Linked DNA regions of Homo sapiens: region 2 is linked to region 1. Evidence: chromatin contacts called from ENCODE Hi-C data. All regions are on one chromosome and are shown on one strand. Each heading gives the region's core, a stretch centred on a gene start or an enhancer-like site at or near the end of the contact. The rest is flanking DNA. Distances are from core to core; before and after follow the strand shown.

Region 1 (3,172 bases), core at 361-2,860:
GGATCTTGGAAAGAAAACCAGGCACAGTGAGATCATGTGACTTAACCCCAAGTGTCACACTCTCTAGGAACATTCCTCAGAAGATCCCGTGGCCACCTAATACTACCAACCTAGAGGCTTTTATTTGGCCAATGGTAATCTGTCTGCCTTGCCTTTTAAAATTAAAAAAAAATTAATTTAACACCTGTTTATTGAACACCTATATTTGCAAGGGAGTATGACTTAGTGATTTCAGAGTGCAGGCTCCAGAGACCACATGACTTGGATTCTAGACCTGGCCCTACCAAATGAGCTATATGTCCTTGAACAAGTTTGCCTTCTTCATGCCTTGGTCTTCTCATCTGCAACGTGGGAATTATGACATCCAAAGGACAGAATCAGGATGGTGACCCAGGTTTCTACTTCATGGGCTTATTGTGAGGATTGAATGAGATGAGGCACAGAACACCCTTGGCCTGGAGTCATTCTGCTGTAGGCAGCCATGGGCCTGATCTGGCCCCTGGACTTTCACAGGGCTCAGCAGACTCTGAGGAAGGGAGGGAACCATGATCCCAGAGAGGCTCCAAGACAGATTGGAAAGACCATCCTAGGTAAAATGTAATGTCAAAAGTTAGGATTCGGAAAGGTTCCCAGTCACAATGTCAAGCTGGAAGGCCCAGGGTAGGAGGGTCTGGAGTGGGGCTAGGATTGATTCTGGGAAGCCAGAAAATGAGTGAGAAATAGACAGTTCTGCTCTTAGTCACCTGAACTCAGAGCATCCCCTCACTGGGGCCAAACCAATGGCCAAGGCTGAGGAAGTGGGCCCAATCACATTCCAAGTCCTACATTGGGCCTAAGTAGGCAGATCTGGAGTGTTGGACCCATTTCCTCTTTGCAGTCTTGTCCCTGTAAGGCAACTGCATTAGGGTAATGCGGGTTGATGAAACAAATGAATCCCAAAATTTCAGTGGCTGAACATAATAGAGGCTACTTGTCACTCACATAACAGTCCACTATGGGTGCTCCTGGTCGGTAGGAGGGCTTCCACGTGGTGAGTCAGGGATCCAAGCTCTTTGTACCAAATGACTCTACCCTCCCTTAGGCCTGAGTCCTCTGCATCTAGAGAGCAGACAGGAAAGAGTGGGTGGAGAAGACACAACCTCTTCTAACCACCTTGGCCTGAATGTAACATGTATCATTAACTTTATGTTCAATCTGTGACAACTAGTCTCATGGGCCCACCTAGATCCAAGAGTGGCTGGGAATTGCCGGCTCTACACGATAGAATAGAGAGACTCGTTTCTGGCGGGCATCTCTGCCAGCTCCCACTCTGTAGGGAGAGCCAACCTAGCAGCCTGGCCTCCCTCCCCACCAGTCCCCCTAACTTCCCTAAGGCATTTGCCAGTCACCATGCCCAGGCCAGGCTTCTGAAAGGAAATAGAGGGAAAAAATCATGAACACTTCTAAGGGAATAATGACACAACAAGCACACTCAAAGAGACAGCACACACACCATAGTCTCAGCACTTCAGGCATCCTTGAGTGGTTCCAAAGGCCTCCTTCTCAGAGCCCTCAAACCATACCCAGGCACTGGCCTTGAGAGATATTGAGCTCAGTGAGCCAAGCCAGGCCTGCAGTGCTGTTCTGAGGAGGATGCAGGCAGGTGGAGGCGGGACCAGCAAAGTCTTCCTAGAGCTCCCCTGTCCTGGCCACAGACAGCTTAGAGAGATCTCAGGGGGACCTCTTGGTCTGCTGAGCCACTTTCCCGGTGTGCCCTGGTTATTGCACTGGCAAAATCCCAAGTCCTTACTGGCCAGGACTGGATCAAAGGGGAGAGGTGTGTGTGGGGTCGAGGGCAGGTCTCACTTATTATCCAACACAGGCGCGGTGCTTTTAACCAGTGCTTCTTCCACACCTGCTGGCAGCTGGGGAGGGGCGCAAAGAAAAACCAGACCCACTGAACCTCAGGTTGCTCATGATTTTGTGGACAAGATGGCCAGACATCAAGGACTTCTGTCTGATGCAGAGAATGTGTCATGCCTCTCAAAGAGGGGAAGTGGTGAATGCCAGAGGGGCACTCATAAGTGAGTCCATCTTCATTTTGGGACAATCGGAGAAGGCTTCCTGGAGGCTGAGTTTTAAAGGATGGGAAGGGAAAGAATCTCCTCAGGATTCCCAGCAGTGTTTCCCTGTGCGTGGGACATTATGGTTGCAAAGCTGGTGAGGCAGGCAGGGCAGACAGGAAGGCAGGGCCAGTCACCTCCACTGGACGGGGGAAGAGACAGAGGCCAGAAAGGCGGAGCTCCCTGCCCAAGGTTGCACAGGAATGTTGCAAGTAGGAATGCAGACATCTGGCCTACCAGTTCTGGGCTCTTTGTATGAGCTTGATAAGCATGTTTCTCCCTCAAGGCTGGTCCGGGCAGGTCCCCAGGTGGGGCAGGACACTCTCATGCAGGGAGCAGGTCCTCCTGGGGGCTTCTCAAGGCTGGGTGCTCAGCCTCCCCCGAAGAACATGTGTTTCCTGTTTTCCTGCTCCCTCTGGCTCAGGAAAGAGAACGGGTTTTCCTGAGCGGAAGAGCCTCAAAGACCTGGCCCGGGCCCAGAGAGCTCTACCGGTCAGCCCGCTCAGGGCTCTTGTTCCTCAGGGCAATGGGCCCCTCACCCACCCACCCGGCCTTCCAAGGACACTCGTGGCCATTATCTCCCCTTGCTCTCCCCAGACTGTCTTGAACCCAGGACCTTGACTCCCAGCTTGGTATTCTTGGAATACGCTTTGCTGATCCTCGGCCAAACCTGGAGTTTGTGCCGGTTTGGAACTGAAAAGTCAGGGCTGTGGGACAAGGACTTTGGCCAACCCTACAGCTGCTGGAGATTGAGAGTCCTTATACCTCCCCATCCCTGTCCCCACATTGTTTCCTATTGTCCTGGGATGGAGGCAGGGTACGGACGGTCAGTGGCCGACATCATCCCAGCTTTCCAGCCGATATTCTGTGGGCTTGGCACAGTCTGAGCTCCATCCATAGCTGCTCTGAAGCACAGAGTCTTTCGATGTGAATGCAACATCTTTCCCCACTGTCTGGTCCAGGGTTTTCCCTGCAACTTGGATGGAAGAGAGATATTGCGTGAAAGTGGAGGGAGAGTGAGTGAGCAGCCCAGGTCTGCAGAGCCACGGAGCCCAGCACCAGTGTGAGCT
Region 2 (3,172 bases), core at 256-2,755, 660 kb after region 1:
AGGCAAAATAATGTTCATAGGAAGCTTTCACGTCTTAGTTACAGTAAAAGCAAAATACACTTCCCTTAATTTGTTTTTTAAACACTACCCAACAAACCCAAAAAACTAAATGTTTTAACTTGTCCTTGGAAAGAGAAGTTGGGAAATCAAAGGCCTCTAGCACATGTTTACTTCTTAGCAAGATGGTGAACATCAGTGAAGTAATCATTAATCATAGCTGGATTCCTCAGCAAAGATGTTGGCATTGGCACTACAGCCAGTCACCAGCAATGACTGCAAGTAACTCTAGGACACTGACGCCTATTTGATTTGGAAGAGAATAAGGAACATAATGATGCCTGAAATGTCCTGTGCGCCTTTGCCTTTCTTCATCTCAAGGCCTTGCAACATCACAAGCGCAGCTGTTAACCAGATGCATGCAACATAAGCCACAGAGTGTGAGAAAAAAAGTATTAGCATTATTTCCATGGAACTAGTCATGTGGTTATTATAGAAATAATCAGCATTAGCATACTACAATATTTGTTTTGTTCTTGAATTGTAACACCCTAGGGAAAAAGTTGCCTTTATTTTTAAAAAGTTAAAAATGAAAGTACATGTTATATATCTTTGCTGAAAAATGGTGGGAAATGGATTTGTCAAAACCATATGGAAAGGAAGAGGGAATCAATTAAAAACAGAAATCTAATAAATCTAAAATATTTCCAAATGAAATGCTTGTGGTAAGCTAACTTCTTGTAAACACCGCACTCAAGTCACTTGAACAGTCCCAGATGGTGAACTAACTTTGTGGTCTTAAAACAAAAGTCAGCCAAAAAAACCAAGACTACAACTTTATTATCAATGCAGTGGGAAACATGAGATCCATAATCAACCAACATGTTACTTTTTTTCTTTCCAAAATTTAAGAGATTTGTGGAGTTTTACTAAATAAGACAATTTTAAGCTAAAGTTTAAGTCTGTGTATGTGAAATGGAGAAATAAAAATTAGAGATAAAACTACAGTTAAAAGTGAGGTAAAATCTACAGTTATTTATATACCTTAGAAAAAATTTCTAAAAATGCCACAGTTTTGAAATGTATTATAAAGTCTAACATTCTAAATTACCATGAACTTTCTTCAGTTAACATTTGTATGATTTTATTCAAGAAAAATTTTAAACCTTTTTTTAGAGTTGGGTTATAAAAAAAAAAGTGATTTATGCGTTGACCAGAAATTATACATGGTGGAATAAACATGTGCCTTACCTGCTCCACCGTCAATAATCCATCAGAAGATTCTGGCACAGGCTGCATGGGCAGAAGCTGGCACAACATGCCTAAAAGTAAAGCAACTTCCTTCATACTTCTCCAACAACATACCAGCACCATCTGCGCAGTTACATCACATGTTTTTACTTCTTTACCTTAAACAAAAAAAAACACAACGATTGCAACCTTGATTACTCATATCCCAGGTTTCTAAAAACAAGCTTATTCATAATTTCCCCAAGAATAATCTGCTTGAACAAACCCGATTTGTCATGTTATATTTACTCAGAAGGAAAGAAGCTAACATTTGTCGAGCATGTGTTATGAGAAGAAATCATGCTAAGTTTTTTTTTTTTTCTTTTTTGGAGACAGGGTCTCGCTCTGTCACCCAGGCTGGGGTGCAGTAGCATGCTCATGGCTCACTGCAGCCTTGACCTCCCAGGCTCATGCAATCCTTCTACTTCAGCCTCCCTAGTAGCTGGGACTACAGGTATGCGCCACCACACCCAGTTAATTTTTGTATTTTTTTGTAAAGACAGGGTTTCACCACATCACCTCCTGGACTAAAGCAATTCTCTCGCTTGGGCCTCCCAAAGTGCTGGGATTATAGACATGAGCCACCATGCCAGGCCCAGTATTTTAATTTATTATTTTCAAATTAAATTTTAAAATAAAACACAATATTGTTCCAAAACTTGTTTAATCTTTAATTTCCAAAGATTAAACAAACTCTGCCTCTCTGTCATAAAGTATGATATGGATGACTATAATAAATACACTCCTTATTTATTTTGGTGAGCATGACTGTTGCATTAGTAAAGGAGTAGAATATAACTTTTAAAATCAAAGGAAAATACAAATTATCTTTCAAAATATATTTAATTCCCATGGCCAATAAGCTATAATTAGCCTTACTTACTCTCTTATTCTAGTTTTAGGAGTATTTTTGGTACTGATATTTTTTTAAAATCCAAGATGAACTATTATATTAAATAAAAGAGCACGCTGACAAAATGGTACTTATAGGGTAACCTCATTTGTGTTTTTATTTAAAAAGCCCAATGCATTAAATGGGTAAGTGTACATACACATAAACATATAAAATAAGTACAAAATAATATATTGCACTAAAGAAGGAAGACATGGAATTGGAGAGGAAACCTTGGAGGAATTTAATTTGTTTTTAATTCATATGTACCTCTGTTGTTTGAAACTATTACAATAGGCTATAATTACATTTATACATTATTTTGTGTAATTTAAAAATTTAAGTGTGGAGATAATTTTTTGCAAGACAATATCCCCACCTAGTGGAGAATGTAGAATATGTAATACATCACTAAGAAATTGCTGCTTCTGATGACGTTTTACAGCACTGCAGAAAATTCAGTAACAACTAATGATCAAACAAGATGTAAGAACTCGAATTCTGGAAGCTTGACACAACAAAGCAGCTCCCATTTTACTAATAAGGTTTGTTTCCTTTAAAAGCCTGCTTGACTTTAAGAACTCTCACAGCAGACAATGAACCACATTGCTGGGAGAAGTTGATTGCTGCCCAAACCCAGGTTCATTATATAGCACTGCTCTTATATCACCTGGGCTGTCAAGGCAGGTTTTATCACTCCAAGGCTTTCTGTTCTAACAGCTTGTTCGCTGCACAACAGCACCTAATAGGCTGGTGAAAGTCTTCTTTAATTTAATTTAATTTTATTATTATTATACTTTAAGTTTTAGGGTACATGTGCACAATGTGCAGGTTAGTTACATATGTATACATGTGCCATGCTGGTGTGCTGCACCCATTAACTACTCATTTAGCATTAGGTATATCTCCTAAAGCTATCCCTCCCTCCTCCCCCCTCCCCCCACCCCACAACAGTCCCCAGAGTGTGATGTTCCCCTTCCTGTGCCCATGTGT

What was found. A loop is a pair of places that touch in the nucleus more often than their neighbours do. Pooled maps may share reads with other maps.
Region 2: a loop to region 1 is called in a pooled map, with 2.1 times the contacts of the local background. The contact joins two enhancer-like sites. A Hi-C loop is called at or near these places in 1 of 168 maps with a recorded cell type or tissue (CD4-positive, alpha-beta T cell), 2 of 37 single-sample maps with no recorded cell type and 1 of 50 pooled maps.

What each region holds. Positions count from the first base shown.
Region 1 is chr2:42,877,726-42,880,897 of GRCh38, forward strand. No RefSeq gene overlaps it. Among named protein-coding and RNA genes, the nearest start is that of TRI-TAT2-1, 69 kb to the left of the region's middle. Within about 2 kb of position 1,611, at least 11 of the 41 ENCODE cell types and tissues checked have a DNase peak (open chromatin) inside an H3K27ac peak, as active enhancers do.
Region 2 is chr2:43,539,911-43,543,082 of GRCh38, forward strand. It overlaps THADA (THADA armadillo repeat containing), which reads right to left. Exons shown (of 38, transcript NM_022065.5): 21 at 1,249-1,406. Among named protein-coding and RNA genes, the nearest start is that of THADA, 55 kb to the right of the region's middle. Within about 2 kb of position 1,506, at least 16 of the 41 ENCODE cell types and tissues checked have a DNase peak (open chromatin) inside an H3K27ac peak, as active enhancers do.